Linked DNA regions of Homo sapiens: region 1 is linked to region 2. A link is a contact called in ENCODE Hi-C or POLR2A ChIA-PET data. All regions are on one chromosome and are shown on one strand. The core of a region is the stretch at or near the end of the contact, and the rest is flanking DNA. Distances in the headings are between cores, read along the strand shown.

Region 1 (6,988 bases), core at 1,021-3,520, 160 kb after region 2:
GCTGCTACACTAATTATTCATCTTAATAACAATGAGTAACGATGTTTAAAAATCCCGAGTGCCTATCAACACTACATTTAGTGCTATACAATATGCTTAGCTCAAAGTCCTCATTGGACATTTTATAATAGCCTTTAAAATAATACTTACATTTTCAAAGCCCTTTACCGTGGATGAAGTGTTTTCATATTGATAAGTGAATGTACGATGGGTGGTCAGATTTGGTGGTATTTCATGCTTTTTACCTGTGTTTGAATAGTGCTCAATTTCAGGCCTTCTGACTATTCCTTCTGTTTCATGTCTACTGTTTAAATCCTTACTTAAAAAAAACCAATGATGGGCTCAAATCTCTTATCGTATTTCTTAATGGGATGGGATAAAATGAAGGATGTGGTTAGCTGTGATGACACATTTAAATAAATAGAAAAAATAGAAAAGTCAATCATGTGGCAAGATATGCTTTCACTTAGTGCCTTGTCCCCTGGAAGTCAACATGAAAAAGTGCTCTGGGTCTTGGATTAGAAAAAGCCCCAAACATCTTTCATGCATGGCTGGAAGTGTAAGACTCGTTATCCTGGCTCTAATCCAGTGCAAAGGGGAATTTCAAGAGCTGGTTCACATATTTGTAATTTTCCAGTTTTGAGCATACACTTCCTATCCTGGCCATTTGTGCTTTCTGGGGGAAGCCAGCAAATTGCTTGTGCAGAGGGAAAATGCTTCTTGATATCTTAAAACCGTAAAGTGCTGTGGGATATTTTTGGATAAAGAGTTGAGGGAGATCATTAATTTTGTAACCACTGTGTTGTCATTAGCACAGTTCTAGGCTTACAATGTTTTATTAGTGTGGTTTGCATGATTAGTTTACTTGGAGAATTATTATAAATTATTGATGCTATCATTCTGCTGTGGGGAAGCCTAGCGAACTGGAGGAAATAAAAAAGGCATAGATTTTGTTGTTGTTGTTTTTAATCCTAGTTTATGAGCTGCAGTACTCACTAAAGTGCTTTGGAAATCTACTAAAAAGTTTGTTAATTCAGGAAAAAAGATACTGGTTCAGAGGACCACCAGAGGAAGCTTCAGGGAGCAGAGGGGCTCCGGAAGGTCTTTAAGCAGGAAAATAGTACTATGAGCAACAAACTACCTTGTTTGATTGAAATGGAGCATTTTCTAAGAAGTTGAAAGGCAATGGGGTCAAAAAGATAAAACTTTTTGTCATTTAGCTAAAAAGTTTAAGAGTAGCTTTCAAGGGCCAGGCGTGGTGGCTCACGCCTATAATCCCAGCACTTTGACAGGCCAAGGCGGGCAGATCACAAGGTCAGGAGATTGAGACCATCCTGGCTAACACGGTAAAACCCCGTCTCTACTAAAAATACAAAAAAAAAAAAAAAAAAAAATCAGCCGGGCATGGTGGCGGGTGCCTGTAGTCCCAGCTACTCGGGAGGCTGAGTCAGGAGAATGGCGTGAACCTGGTAGGTGGAGCTTGCAGTGAGCCGAGATCGTGCCACTGCATTCCAGCCTGGGTGACAAGAGCGAGACTACGCCTCAAATAAAATAAAATAAAATAAAATAAAATAAAATAAAATAAAATAAAATAAAATAAAATAACTTTCAAGAAGCCAGAGCTAAGTGCTAGGAGAAATCTCCCAAGAAGATGGACACAGGTGATGTATCCTACATAGTAAGCCACATGGCCCATCATGGCTGCTTGCTGCATGAGAGGCTGCCCTTCTTGCAACTAAACATGACGACCATGACTGGCCAGAACCCTTGCTGGAGGAAGGAGAGAAGAGCAGAAGGCATTTACATAAAAGATACATCAACACTTCTCATTGTGAAAATATAAAAATAAACCCAAAGCCCTTGTTGGTGGCCGACCCTCAATCCTGGCACTGTTGCTGGATTGACTTATCCTTCTAGATGAGCTATGCTCTTTTGTGATTTGGGCTTTCTGTAAATGGTATCCCACTGCACACCCAAACATAAACGTGCTTGTAACATGTCAAGTATCTCTTGAAGCTCTTTCTGTATAAGTATACTCAGAACCACTTTTAATTTTAAACTGCAGATTGCATGTTATAGTAGGATGTACTCTATATATGTGGTCATTCTCCTGTAAATAGACAGTTAGGTTTTTCTGATGCTGCCTGCCAGATGAGAACAATGTTGTGGGTTCCAGGTGTTTAATGTCAGTTATTTTCTACCCAGTCAGGTGAAGAAGTGATATTCCGCGAATGTCTAAGGTTGGCTGGCCAGCAGAGTTTGGACGGTTGAACACACTTTTTGGTTCTGCCTCTGCATGGGTAAGCGCGTAAGACCCGTGTTGTTGCTTCTACTTAGCCTTAGAGGAAAATGTCTTAACTACAGTGTTGAGGGAACTATGTTCCCATCAGGGGACACCTGCATTTATTCCATAGGACAGTTACGTTATGTTAATATTTTTCTGATTTTCCTCTCCTTTCTGTAAGGGTAAAGGAAAAAAAACTTTTAACCTATGTTTTAGACTTCAGTGAGAACCCTCTCCTATATTCATACTTTCATTACTTTTCAGTAGATTCATAGAAACATCTATGTAGACTTAACAGTTTGGCCATTAGCTTATGGTAAAGCTTAGGACATATTCTTCCTAGCCTAAATGTGAGTATTCATTTGTGATTTAAATGACTGTGTTGCCTTTTTGTTTTGTGACTTAGACAGGGCTGATACCGGTTATGGGATGTGTGTATTATCCTAGCTCCCATAAAAGGGGCTGATTTTCCTACTAAAATCATTAAAGAAGCAAAACCTATTATGGGAAATAATGATTAGATCACAACATCCTCGATAAATAGAGAACTGGCTAGTTAAAATGACCTAGTTAAAAATGTTAATTTTGTTCATGGGTTTTAAAGTTTTATATTCCTGTTTAGCAGGAAGGGAGAATTTATTTAGGACTGAATGGAAGCTATTACAGGTGGTATTATTATTATAGAGTAACCCATGAAGAAGGATATTTTGTTTAAGCCTTCAATATCATACAATATTAAGTATTTCATAAACAATAAAAATAATCTTTTCTCTGTTGACTTTGGTTACTGATACTATTTGAAATAGAATAATGGGTTCAGTTCAGGATATCTGAGAGCAAAGATTACAAGGGAAAATTGCTGAAGATAAACCCCCCTCTCCTGCAATCTCTAAGGGCAGAGTTTATCTTGTCTGGTCTAACTCATCTGGGAATTTCAGACCTCTGAAAAAGTTCTGTTTGGAGTGAATGATTGGCCTTGAATTTTGACCTTTATAACAGAGATAACTTGGATTTTTTGGGAAATTTGATGATGATGTATAGTGAATTTTCTTATCTGGGAAAGATGAGTTTTTGAAGTGTTGTTATGGAATGGGTCTTTCTGGAAGAGTCTAGTTTTGATTCAAGCTAGCTTCCCAAATGCTGCTTGAAATCATAACATCTTGGAGAATGCTTGTACTGCTCTTAAGTAGGCAGGGGATCTTTGCTTATTCCCTGGCAGCGATGTATGGCATTTCCAGTTACTCAGGCTTAGGAAATAGAGCAGTTTTCTCCCGCAGGACTCAACTCTGCACTCTGCAAAAGAATGGCCTCTTTAGGGTACTTTGGATTTATTGTGCTAGTTTAAGCAAGGGGCACTTGACTGGGTATGATTTACTTTGTGTTTACAAGAGAAAAACAAATAAACAAACTTCCGTCTCTATTAGGTAATTGACAAATGTTTATGGAGTGTTTACTGTGCACTTTCAATTGTGCCATGCCCTTTTGGGGACATAAAAATAAATTATCGGAAGTTTCTGAATTACTTTCCCCCCAAACACCATTCTCTTCTCTAGGCAGGACTTTCCATTTAACTGTACCTAAAAATCCCAAGTCAGATAATTTTTGAGATTGTGTCTGCCTTCCCAGAAACATCAGCACATCTGGAGCTGTGGCCTTGGGGTTGCTTGAATTTGACTCCTTGCCCATTCTTCATGTCTGTGTTCTGGACCCCTTGCAGGTCAGCTTTTTGTTTTGTTCCTGTCTACTGCTGGCCTCTTCAGACCTTGCACTTGTCCATATGTCTGCTCCTGTCTGTTCCAAGTCAGGTTTCCAGCTTCACTGTCATTGGATTCAATTCCTATCAGCTACTGGGTCTGCTCCTGTCTTGGCCTTGCTTTGGTGACCCCCGTTCTACTCTTGGGCTCTAGATTCTCTTCCTTCTTTTAGCTCACAGCTTGGTGTTGAGCCATGGTTTATACCCATCATGACTTTATCCAGCTGTTTTCAAGGGGAGGCTGGGCAAGAGGATGTGTATGCCTTGGTGAAAAAGTATTACCTCTTTAGGGAAACTGGTTATACTGTCCAGGATACCTGTGGAAACACATCCGTGACATTAGTTGTGGCAATAGCATGGCGGTGAGGAGCACATTCTGGAATTAGGTAACCTTGATTCTCTGTCCTTTGCCTCCCATCTGTGTAGCTTTGTAGGGGTTATTAATCCTCTGTTTCCTTGTATGTAAAATTTGAACATGACAAATTTCACAGGGTTGTTGTGAGCTAGAAGATGCATAGGATATCCTTAGCATATAATAAATGCTCAGTAAATAATAGCTATTGCTTTCACTATAAATGTCTGGGGAATTGCAAGTAGCTTGGAGTTATTATTGCATGCTTTAATAACGTGGAAGTTATGCTACAAGCTTTGGTTAGTCTTTCTAATTTATTACAACTGATATATATTAGGTATTTTCTATGAGCAAAGGGTTATGTCAAGCACTTTCCAGGATGTAAAGTATAGAATATGATTTCCCTTGAAAGAGGTTGCAATTTATTAGGAAACAAACAAAACAATTTTATTAAGAGGCCAAATGTGATAGATGGTGCAAGGGAGATGCCAAGTCTAGTGGGAGCAGAAGGAAAGAATGGGGTGTCTAATGACTCAGAGAACTGGAAAGCGCTCCGTCAAGTAGAGGACATCTGAACTGGACCTTGAAGGATGTGAGTATTTCTGAAGACAAAGAAGGGAGATGTAGGAATTTGAGTAGGCAGATATTGAGGTAAGAAGGCATATTTAGGGTAAAGTAACCTTGAGCAGGCAGATATTGAGGTAAGAGGAAATATTTGGGGAAAGTGGTCTTACAGTGTTATTTAAATTGGGGATCTTTGTAAATGTACAATTGGAGACCATTGTATGAATGATCTCAAATGTCAAATGTCATGGCCAACAAATTTAGACTTTATTCTATGGCAAGTGGAGAGTGTTGAGCAGCAGAGTGTTATAATCAGGTCACATTTAAGGAAAGATTGGCTGGAATAGATCCTGAGATGAACTGGAGCTGCTGTATTAGACCTGGAGGCAGTGGGAAGCGAGAACAAATTATTGCATTTGTCTAGGTAGGAGGAATCCTAGATCGTATTAGGATATAAGAGAGAAAACATGTAAGAGTCATTTCAGTGGTTGAAGCAAGAGGACTGATTGAATTTAGAAGGCAGGGAAGGTGGATACATTGGAGAACTCATTGGAGTCTGGGAGTCTGGGAAAACAGTGACATCATTAACATAGAAATGGAAGGAAGGAGAAGGATAAAGAAAGATGATCAGTCTTGTTTAGTACATATAGACGTGGTATCTAGGACTAGTGGCACATTCTGGTGGAAATATTTAGCAGCCAGTTGGAAAGACCTTGTAAGGTAGCACTGCTCAAATCCCGTTGGGATTTAGTTTGTTTTTAAATCCATGTAGGCTAGAATCCTTCTCATACTTCTTGTACTCAGTATTTTTTTTTTTGCGCTATTCTCCTTAGCAGCATCTAATACCAGTTTTCCCCTTTGGAGGTTTGCCCAGTGGTGCAGTTAGGGAAATAATGATAATGATTCTGCCTCGTGTGTGTGTGTGTGTGTGTGTGTGTGTGTGTGTGTGTGTATTATAGCTCAGTCTATAAGGGAACGTGCAATCTTTAACTTATCTGACCTCTGTTTTCTAACTTGTAAAATACGATGAATAATAATCACCTTATCTATCTCCTGGAATAGTTGTGTGTCCAAATTAGAATGTGACTAAAAACACAATTAAAGTGCTATATAAATAAAATGAATCATTCTTATACTCATCATCAAAGTCCTTAGCGGATGTCTTTCGTGTGACTTTTAAACCCATTCTCCCATTGCTTCCTATAAAGTAGGAAATCACCCAATGAGAACTCCTTTTTTTTTTTTTTTTGGCATTAGCCTGTGAATCATAGACTTATTTCTTCTAAAGTGACAATTAAAAGCAAAGAGAAAGAAAGCCCAACTGCATAAACACATCTATTTATATTTTAAACTGAAAGTGCATTCACCCAAACCACAAAACCCCAAATCAACTTTTAGCTCCTTCCGAGGCCATGTCCAGTCCCTGGGCTCTCCCGGAGGTGAACTGCTGGGAAAGTGTGTGGGCTTCAAGCCCAGGATCGACTCAATGGCTTCTTCCTCTCCCCTCCCCACGCCTTCCCTCCAGCACACCTGTTTGCAGAACTTCTTCCTCTCTTGCCCAGGCATTTTGATTCTGGTCACGACCACCTGTGAAGGATGACGCAGATTTAGCCCTACGCACATCCTTGCCTTGTTGCTGTCTTCAGGGTCCCAAACTGGGTTGATTCACCCCACAGGACATTATTTTTAGCCTTTATCTCTTAGTGGTTTTGTTTTCTTTCCGCCGCCTTTTGACCTGAGAGCTGGAAATAAAGTCCGCCTTCCATAAAGACGAGAAAGTTGTCAGTCATTTCCTTCCTGCTCACATGAAAGGCCGGCCCAACGGAGCTTGCAGAAGACGCTGCAAGTTCCAGTTCACTGGGTCCTGAAAACACCCGCACTTTGGGAGTGAATTTCATTTCTTCCGTGTAGGCTAAGAAGAGAGGTTGCCTGGGCTAGGCAGCTGTTCTTTCAAAGGGTCTTGAAGATGCTCAAGGGAAATGCAATAAAAGAAAACCACATTTTCCCTCTCCTTTTGATCATGGTTGCTGAACCC
Region 2 (7,173 bases), core at 3,895-6,394:
CTTAAAAGTAGAGCATTTAGGCCAGACCAGGTGGTTCATGCCTGTAATCCCAGCACTTTGGGAGGCTGAGGCGGGCGGATCACCTGAGGTCAGAAGTTCGAGACTAGCCTGGCCAGCATGTGAAACCCCGTCTGTACTAAAAATACAAAATAAGCTGGGCATGGTGGTGCACACCTATAATCCCAACTATTCGGGAGGCTGAGGCAGCAGAATTACTTGAACTTGGGATGCGGAGGTTGCAGTGAGCTGAGACTGCACCACTGCACTCCAGCCTGGGCAAAAAGAGTGAAGCTCCATCTCAAAAAAGAAAAAAGAAGAGCATCTAGTAACTTTCCATGGTATGTAGCAGGGTTTCTCAAACTCACACTATTGACATCTGGACCAGATAATTCTTTGTTGTGGGGCTTTCTGTATGCTATAGTATGATTACCAGTATCCCTGTATACCAATATACCCATTAGATCCCAGTATCACACTCTCTCCCCCTATTGTGATAACCCAAAATATTTCCAGACTTGCCAAACATCTCTTGGGAGGCAAGATTACCCCCAGTTGAGAAACACTGATATTCAGCTATTAAGTCACAAGTACTGTTCCTGGCCTGTGGAATATATGTGACACCTCCCCGACCTCCTCCTCCCTGCATATGCCTCTAGAATAATTCCTTCAGATGCCAGTCTGACCTAACCTAAAGGCCTCCCTCCAAGGATCTCACACCTCGAACCTGACAGCACAAGGCTCTTTCCAGGCGAGGTGCTCAGGTTTCCCTGCCAGTGGTAACTACCTTGTTGGAATCCAGGGTGATGTGTTACAGAGGGTGGCTGAGAAAGTCCAAAGGACGTGCCCGCTGAGTCTTCAAGGACAAGTCAGAAGGAACTAGGAAGAAAATGGAAAAGTCTTGCTAGACAGAGAGCATGTACCAGGCTGAGGGCGGCGGCTCACGCCTGCAATCCCAGCACTTTGCGAGGCTGAGGGGGGTGGATCACTTGAGGTCAGGAGTTAAAGACCAGCCTGGCCAACATGGTGAAACCCTTTCTCTACTAAAAATACAAAAATTAGCTGGATGTGGTGGTGCACACCTGTAATCCCAGCTACTCAGGAGGTTGAGGCAGGAGAATTGCTTGAACCTGGGAGGTGGAGGTTGCAGTGAGCAAAGATCATGCCATTGCAACAGAGCAAGACTGTCTCAAAAAAAAAAAAAAAAAAAAAGAGAGAGAGAGCGAGCATGAGAGCATGTACCTAATGGCAAGGAGTGAGAAAAGCTGCCTTCTCCTGACTCTAATGTCAACATACGATGAGAAATGAAGCTGGAGATAAAGCAGGGCCCAGGTCTTGAGGAACCAATTATACCATGCCATGGAGTTTGGAATAGATCCTGAGTATATTTAGAAACTGAGAGGAGAGTGCATCTGACTTGCATTTTAGAAAGATCTGAAGTACAGAAAATTACAAAGATTGGTGCCTGTAATCCCAGCACTTTTGGAGGCTGAGGCAGAAGGATTGCTTGAAGCCAGGACTTTGAGACCAGCCTGGGCAACGCAGCAACTCTGTCTCTACAATAAAAAATAACAAAAATTAGCTGGGCATGGTAGCTCACGCTTGCAGTCCCAGCTACTTGGGAGACTGAGGTGGGAGGATCTCTTGAGCCCAGGAGTTTGAGGCTACAGTGACCTATATGATCAGGCCACTGCACTCCAGCTTGGAAGACAAAGCAAGACCCTTGTCCCTAAAAACAAACAAACAAACATAGCTGGGCTTGGTGGCATGCACCTATAATCCCTGCTACTCTGGAGGTTGAGGTGGGAGAATCTGGGAGGTGGAGGCTGCAGTGAGCTGAGATCATGACACTGCACTCCAGGCTGGGCGACAGAGTGAGACTCTGTCTCAAAAAATTAAAAAAAAAAATAAAAACAAACAAACAATTAAAAAGATGGGGGAGGCCAGGCGCGGTGGTTCACGTCTGTAATCCCAACACTTTGCAAAGCCAAGGTGGGTGGATCACTTGGGGTCAGGAGTTTGAGACCCCCTGACCAACACGGTGAAACACTGTCTCTATTACAAATGCAAAAATTAGCTGGGTGTTGTGGTGAGCTCCTGTAACATCAGCCATTCGGGAGGCTAAGGCAGGAGAATCGCTTGAACCTGAGGGGTGGAGGTTGCAGGGAGCCGAGATTGCGCCACTGCACTACAGCCTGGGTGACAGAGCGAGGACTCATCTCAAAAAAAAAAAAAAAAAAAAAAAAAAAAAAGATGGGGGATTTAAAACAGAAGCATGGGCCACCTGAAGATGAACACTTGATGTGCATATAAAAGGAGACACCTGCCAGAATTCACTCCTGCCTTCTTACGCCACAATGGGGAGGATTCTCCTCCTAGTACCAATGATACCACGAAGACTGGCAGGAAGAAGAGCACAGGTACCTCCTCTTCCACCACCCACGTATGTGGGAGAGGAAACTTTTGAACACCAAGGCAGGAAGAAGAACTTTTTCTTCTGGGAACCAAGACTTCACAGAGAGGTTGAGTTCCCTGTCATCCCAATTTCCTACTTGAAATTCAGGATACATTTTTCCCAGAAAGAAATATGATACAAAATTTTGCTATTTTTAAACGGATGATTCAGCCAATTTATGGATGAGAGGTGTTTTGTGTATGCATGTGTGCTTGTGTGTGTATATTAGCTGCTGAACATATTGTTGGTGCTATGGGAAAATGAATTGCAGATTGACTTTCAAGCTACAATCCATTTGCCAGCTGTGGACTCCGCACGCCTATGCAGAGAAAGTAAGAGCAGTAATGACAGTGGCAAAATGCACCAGACAAGTTGTGATTAGAACTCTTCCATAAAGAAGGGAGTCTGGGGCTACTTAAGAGCAATGCAGCTGACCACATAAAATGCAAATTGAAGCAAGCTCTAGGTGGCTGTTCAGGCCCTGCCTGGGCTAAGCCAGTTTACAGAAAGCTCCAGCAGCTATCCCAGGGCCTGGCTCCATCAGTGTTTGGGAAAGTGAACTAGATTTTCACACGTGTCTCCTGGTTAAATGAGACTTAGGAAACCATGCTGGTTTGAGGGGGTGCTGAGCTTGTGTGTATACGATAGGAGGGAAGGGACAACATGGATTAGCCTAGAAGGACAATAAAAGAGTTAGAAAGTCCTTGCACCTGTGTTCACAGACCAGCAATGCCTTCCTCTTAGGGGCAGAAGCTAATATGGAGATTAGATTGCCTTCACTAATTGTCAAGAATGTCAGTAAAGGGGACCAACTTAAGTAAATTAATGTTAGTCTCACAACCTATTGCATATTTAAGATTTGATTTGCTGGTTTGCAGCTGAAATAAGACGGCTTCCTTCCCTCTAATGCATCCCTTATGCAGATGGTCCTGGCTTCCAGCATCCTAAATACAATTCCAATAGTTTTCATTAGTAATCATCAAATCTAGCTGAATCTTCTTTCAAAGTGCCTCTTTTTGCCTTTCACTACTGACCTAACCTATCTCTAGCCTCTCCCAGTTCCAACCCACCTTGATTGCTGAGGGCAAATTTACTTTCTTAAAACAATGCTTGGATTAAGTTACGCCCCTTTGCAAGACCCTTTCACCTCCCCGCAAGTACCTGCAGAATAAAGTCCAAACCTCTAGCCCACCTTTTAAGGCCCTGTGGAGTCCTCACCTGTAAATCTCCCCCGCCCTCACCACTCCTGCACACAAGGCAACAAGGTCTCCTTGGCAGCTTCTGAGTAAGGTTGTCCTTATTTCTGCCACAGTGCTTTGTCCACACCTCCTTGAATTCCTCAATTCCTCCCTCTGTCTTAAAAGAACATTTCTGAGTCTGTCTGCTCCATGAAGTATAAGTCCGAGCTCATTTTTGCCCATGCCCTGCTCACTCCTCTCCATTCCTTGCAGTGAATTGTGCTAAGCATCTCTGGCTTCCTTGTGAAAAAGGTGATGCCGTTCTCCATCAGGGTGCTGTGTACCCACTATGTGTGAGCGGTACAGAATGAATGAACATCCCAGGGCCCTAGAAAGGCGCCTGGCACATCCTGGACACTCAACAAGTATCTTTTAATTTTAATGAATAAATTCAAGATATTCGACTGTATTCATTTTCCACCCACTTTCCCCCTAGGCCAGGGACTCTCCTCCCAGGTGAGAAAAAATCATCTAGATACCTTAATTTTGATAAAGTTAGCGTTGATGTATAAAAAGCAGAACTTCCTCTGTAACCCTGTGAGAAATGAGAAGCCTCCAATCTTCTTCCCCACACCTACCCCCTACTGAGTTTCGGGTTCCTTGGAAATAACTGACCTGGATTGTTTCTGACAAAATAAAACTTTGCATCTTCTCCACAGAGCAAAGGTAACCTTACCTCCAGCCAACCCAATCATCCATACATTTTTCTTACTAGAAAAAATGTTTTTAAAAATGGAGGTGTGGCCGGGCGCGGTGGCTCACGCCTGTAATCCCAGCACTTTGGGAGGCCGAGGTGGGCGGATCATAAGGTCAGGAGTTCGAGACCAGCCTGGCTAAATGTTGACACCCCGTCTCTACTAAAAATTAGCCGGGCGTGGTGGCGCATACCTGTAATCCCAGCTACTTGGGAGGCTAAGGCAGGAGAATTGCTTGAACCCGGGAGGCGGAGGTTGCAGTGAGCAGAGATCGCGCCACTGCACTCCAGCCTGGGCGACAGAGCGAGACTCCCTCTCGGGAAAAAAACAACAACAACAACAACAAAAAAACCCCCAAACAAACAAAAAACGGAGGTGTGAGGGTAAAACGTCTACAGGCAAGAACAGCACAACAGGTGCTGAGCTGCAAAATCAACACACTAAACTCCCAAACAGACCTTCTCGACAAGCCAAAAGCTCTTTAGCTAACCTAATATTCTTTAGCTGTTGTTTCAGAGGCTTTTCGAGAACAAAACTGCCGCCCCGTCTTGGCCTTGCCGCTTTTCACCCATCACTCTACTGAGTGTGTGTCTGACTTGTTTATCTGGACGCAATCTTTGTCGCACCCAGTTATCTCGCTCAGCGACCGGGGCGACCACGTTTCCTTAAATCAGAGCCCCGTGGACTCCGCCGGAGAACTACATTACCCAGCGGCCTTCGCGCCCTTCGCAGGAAGGACGTCTGCGCACTAAGATACTCAGTTCCAAGTTTGGAGCTTTTAGCTGCCAGCCCTGGCCCATCATGTAGCTGCAGCACAGCCTTCCCTAACGTTGCAACTGGGGGAAAAATCACTTTCCAGTCTGTTTTGCAAGGTGTGCATTTCCATCTTGATTCCCTGAAAGTCCATCTGCTGCATCGGTCAAGAGAAACTCCACTTGCATGAAGATTGCACGCCTGCAGCTTGCATCTTTGTTGCAAAACTAGCTACAGAAGAGAAGCAAGGCAAAGTCTTTTGTGCTCCCCTCCCCCATCAAAGGAAAGGGGAAAATGTCTCAGTCGAAAGGTAAGAGGCTGTTTGCATTAGTTGCAAAAATGCAAAGGGTTGTGCATGCATTTATGAATGCATGGATGCAATTTTCGCCTGGCGAGTGCATTTTTAAGTTTGAGGTTTTCCACAGCTCAGTTGCATTTCCTGTTTAGTATGTGTCTTTTTTTGCAGACACAGAGAGTTCCTGTAAGGCAGGGCTTGCAGTTCAGCTGTGCATTGACGTTATTTGCATTCTTCTGCTAGGATTACTGAGCTCTTTTTGCCTTTTGCACAGTCAGGAGAGACAGAGCAGGTTGGTAGCGTCTAAATGTGCAAGGCTTTATATAATTGTAAAATTCTTTACTATGCACAGATATTGTAAGTAATTTTGTATGCAACAGGAATAGAAACTTTTAAAAACTCTATAGGTGAAGATGAAAGGTAAAACTTGAGTTAAACTACTAGGAAATTAATGTAATCTTATATTCTTTGGGGGAAATAGACCGTTGCGGTGCCAGTATTTAGCTAAATTTCCATTGATATCGCCTTGAACATTAGGTAACTTTTGATTTTTAAAGGAAGTAAAGGTGAAGGGTGAATAACAGCATATCACAAAAAAGCAGACGAGTCTTGCTCTTCTGAGATTTTGCACTTTACACCAATTGCTTATTGGCTCGCAAAATTTAGAAGCAGCAGTGAAGACCTAATGTTTTATGTCTGCCCATTTGGGGGATGCTTTGCATCTTGGGGGAAAATATTGGGGGTAAAACTGTACTTTTAAGCATTACAGTAGTGTGAAGGGACTGCACTGTTTCATTGACAAGCATAATGAAATATTTTAAGTGTGTAACTGCGTGTATTTAGTCAGCTGTAATAGGTTGGAAGTTCACGTTATGGTTGTTTTCTTTATGTTCTTTTATTTTCTTTTCTTAATTTTTGTTTTTAAACACAGTTGTATTTTGCAGGCTTAATGTCACCCTGGGAAGGGGATTTAAAAAATTCCTGATATGACATCAAAGAGCAGACTAGGTGCTGTCAGGTGCCCCTGGGACCCCAAGTCACTTGTTTCAGAACAATTGTTTCTTTACCATAGAGAAAGCATATGCCATATGAGAAGTATGGGATGATGAAGAGAGGTGTTAGATACTATTGAATTAGGCTACCCGGGGCACTCTTTGAGTAAGACATGGTGAAATTAAAGGGTCTAACAAGCTTTTTGCTACTTTTTTGGGAGGGAGTGTGGGGAGTTGTTGCACCGCTTTTTAATTCTACCTGATGGGAGTCATATATCTCAGCAGCCCAAGAAGGAAGTAGTAATCTCAAGCATTCAAAGTAGCACTCTGCTTTTCTTTGAGTATTAGGGGAGAATGGAAATCTGAAAAGTTAAGAGTGCTGAAGAACCTAGGAATTGACATATCAGGTGGAGATGTTCCTCAAGTGGGGAAAACCTAAAAATCTCCTTATTGAGTAGAGAAATAATAGTTCAGAAGAGGCAGTCCATGCTTTGATGTATTAAAGAGATGGCATTTAGTTACTTTGTATTTGGTAAACATTCGCTCATTCATTCAATTCAGTTTAATATATGTGTAATATATTGTGATATGCATGTATATACATATGTATGTGTGTATATATATGCATGTATATGTATGTATTGTGTGTGTATGTGTGCACATGATTTAGGGACACACAAAAATATTTAAAATGAAGTTTTTCCTTCGGGTTGGTGAAAACAAGAATGTAAGGAAATCATTATAATAC

What was found. A loop is a pair of places that touch in the nucleus more often than their neighbours do. ChIA-PET counts read pairs that join two places held with the same protein, here RNA polymerase II (POLR2A). Pooled maps may share reads with other maps.
Region 1: a loop to region 2 is called in a map of OCI-LY7, with 9 times the contacts of the local background. The contact joins the enhancer-like site here to the promoter of MAP2K6 in region 2. A Hi-C loop is called at or near these places in 1 of 168 maps with a recorded cell type or tissue (OCI-LY7) and 6 of 50 pooled maps. POLR2A ChIA-PET finds 5 or more read pairs at or near these places in 2 of 52 experiments (OCI-LY7 and Panc1).

The regions. Positions count from the first base shown.
Region 1 is chr17:69,575,026-69,582,013 of GRCh38, forward strand. No RefSeq gene overlaps it. Among named protein-coding and RNA genes, the nearest start is that of LINC01483, 15 kb to the right of the region's middle. Within about 2 kb of position 2,271, at least 2 of the 41 ENCODE cell types and tissues checked have a DNase peak (open chromatin) inside an H3K27ac peak, as active enhancers do; they include OCI-LY7, where a contact is called at or near this core.
Region 2 is chr17:69,409,553-69,416,725 of GRCh38, forward strand. MAP2K6 (mitogen-activated protein kinase kinase 6) reads left to right here and starts at 5,145. Exons shown (of 12, transcript NM_002758.4): 1 at 5,145-5,448. The coding sequence starts at 5,433.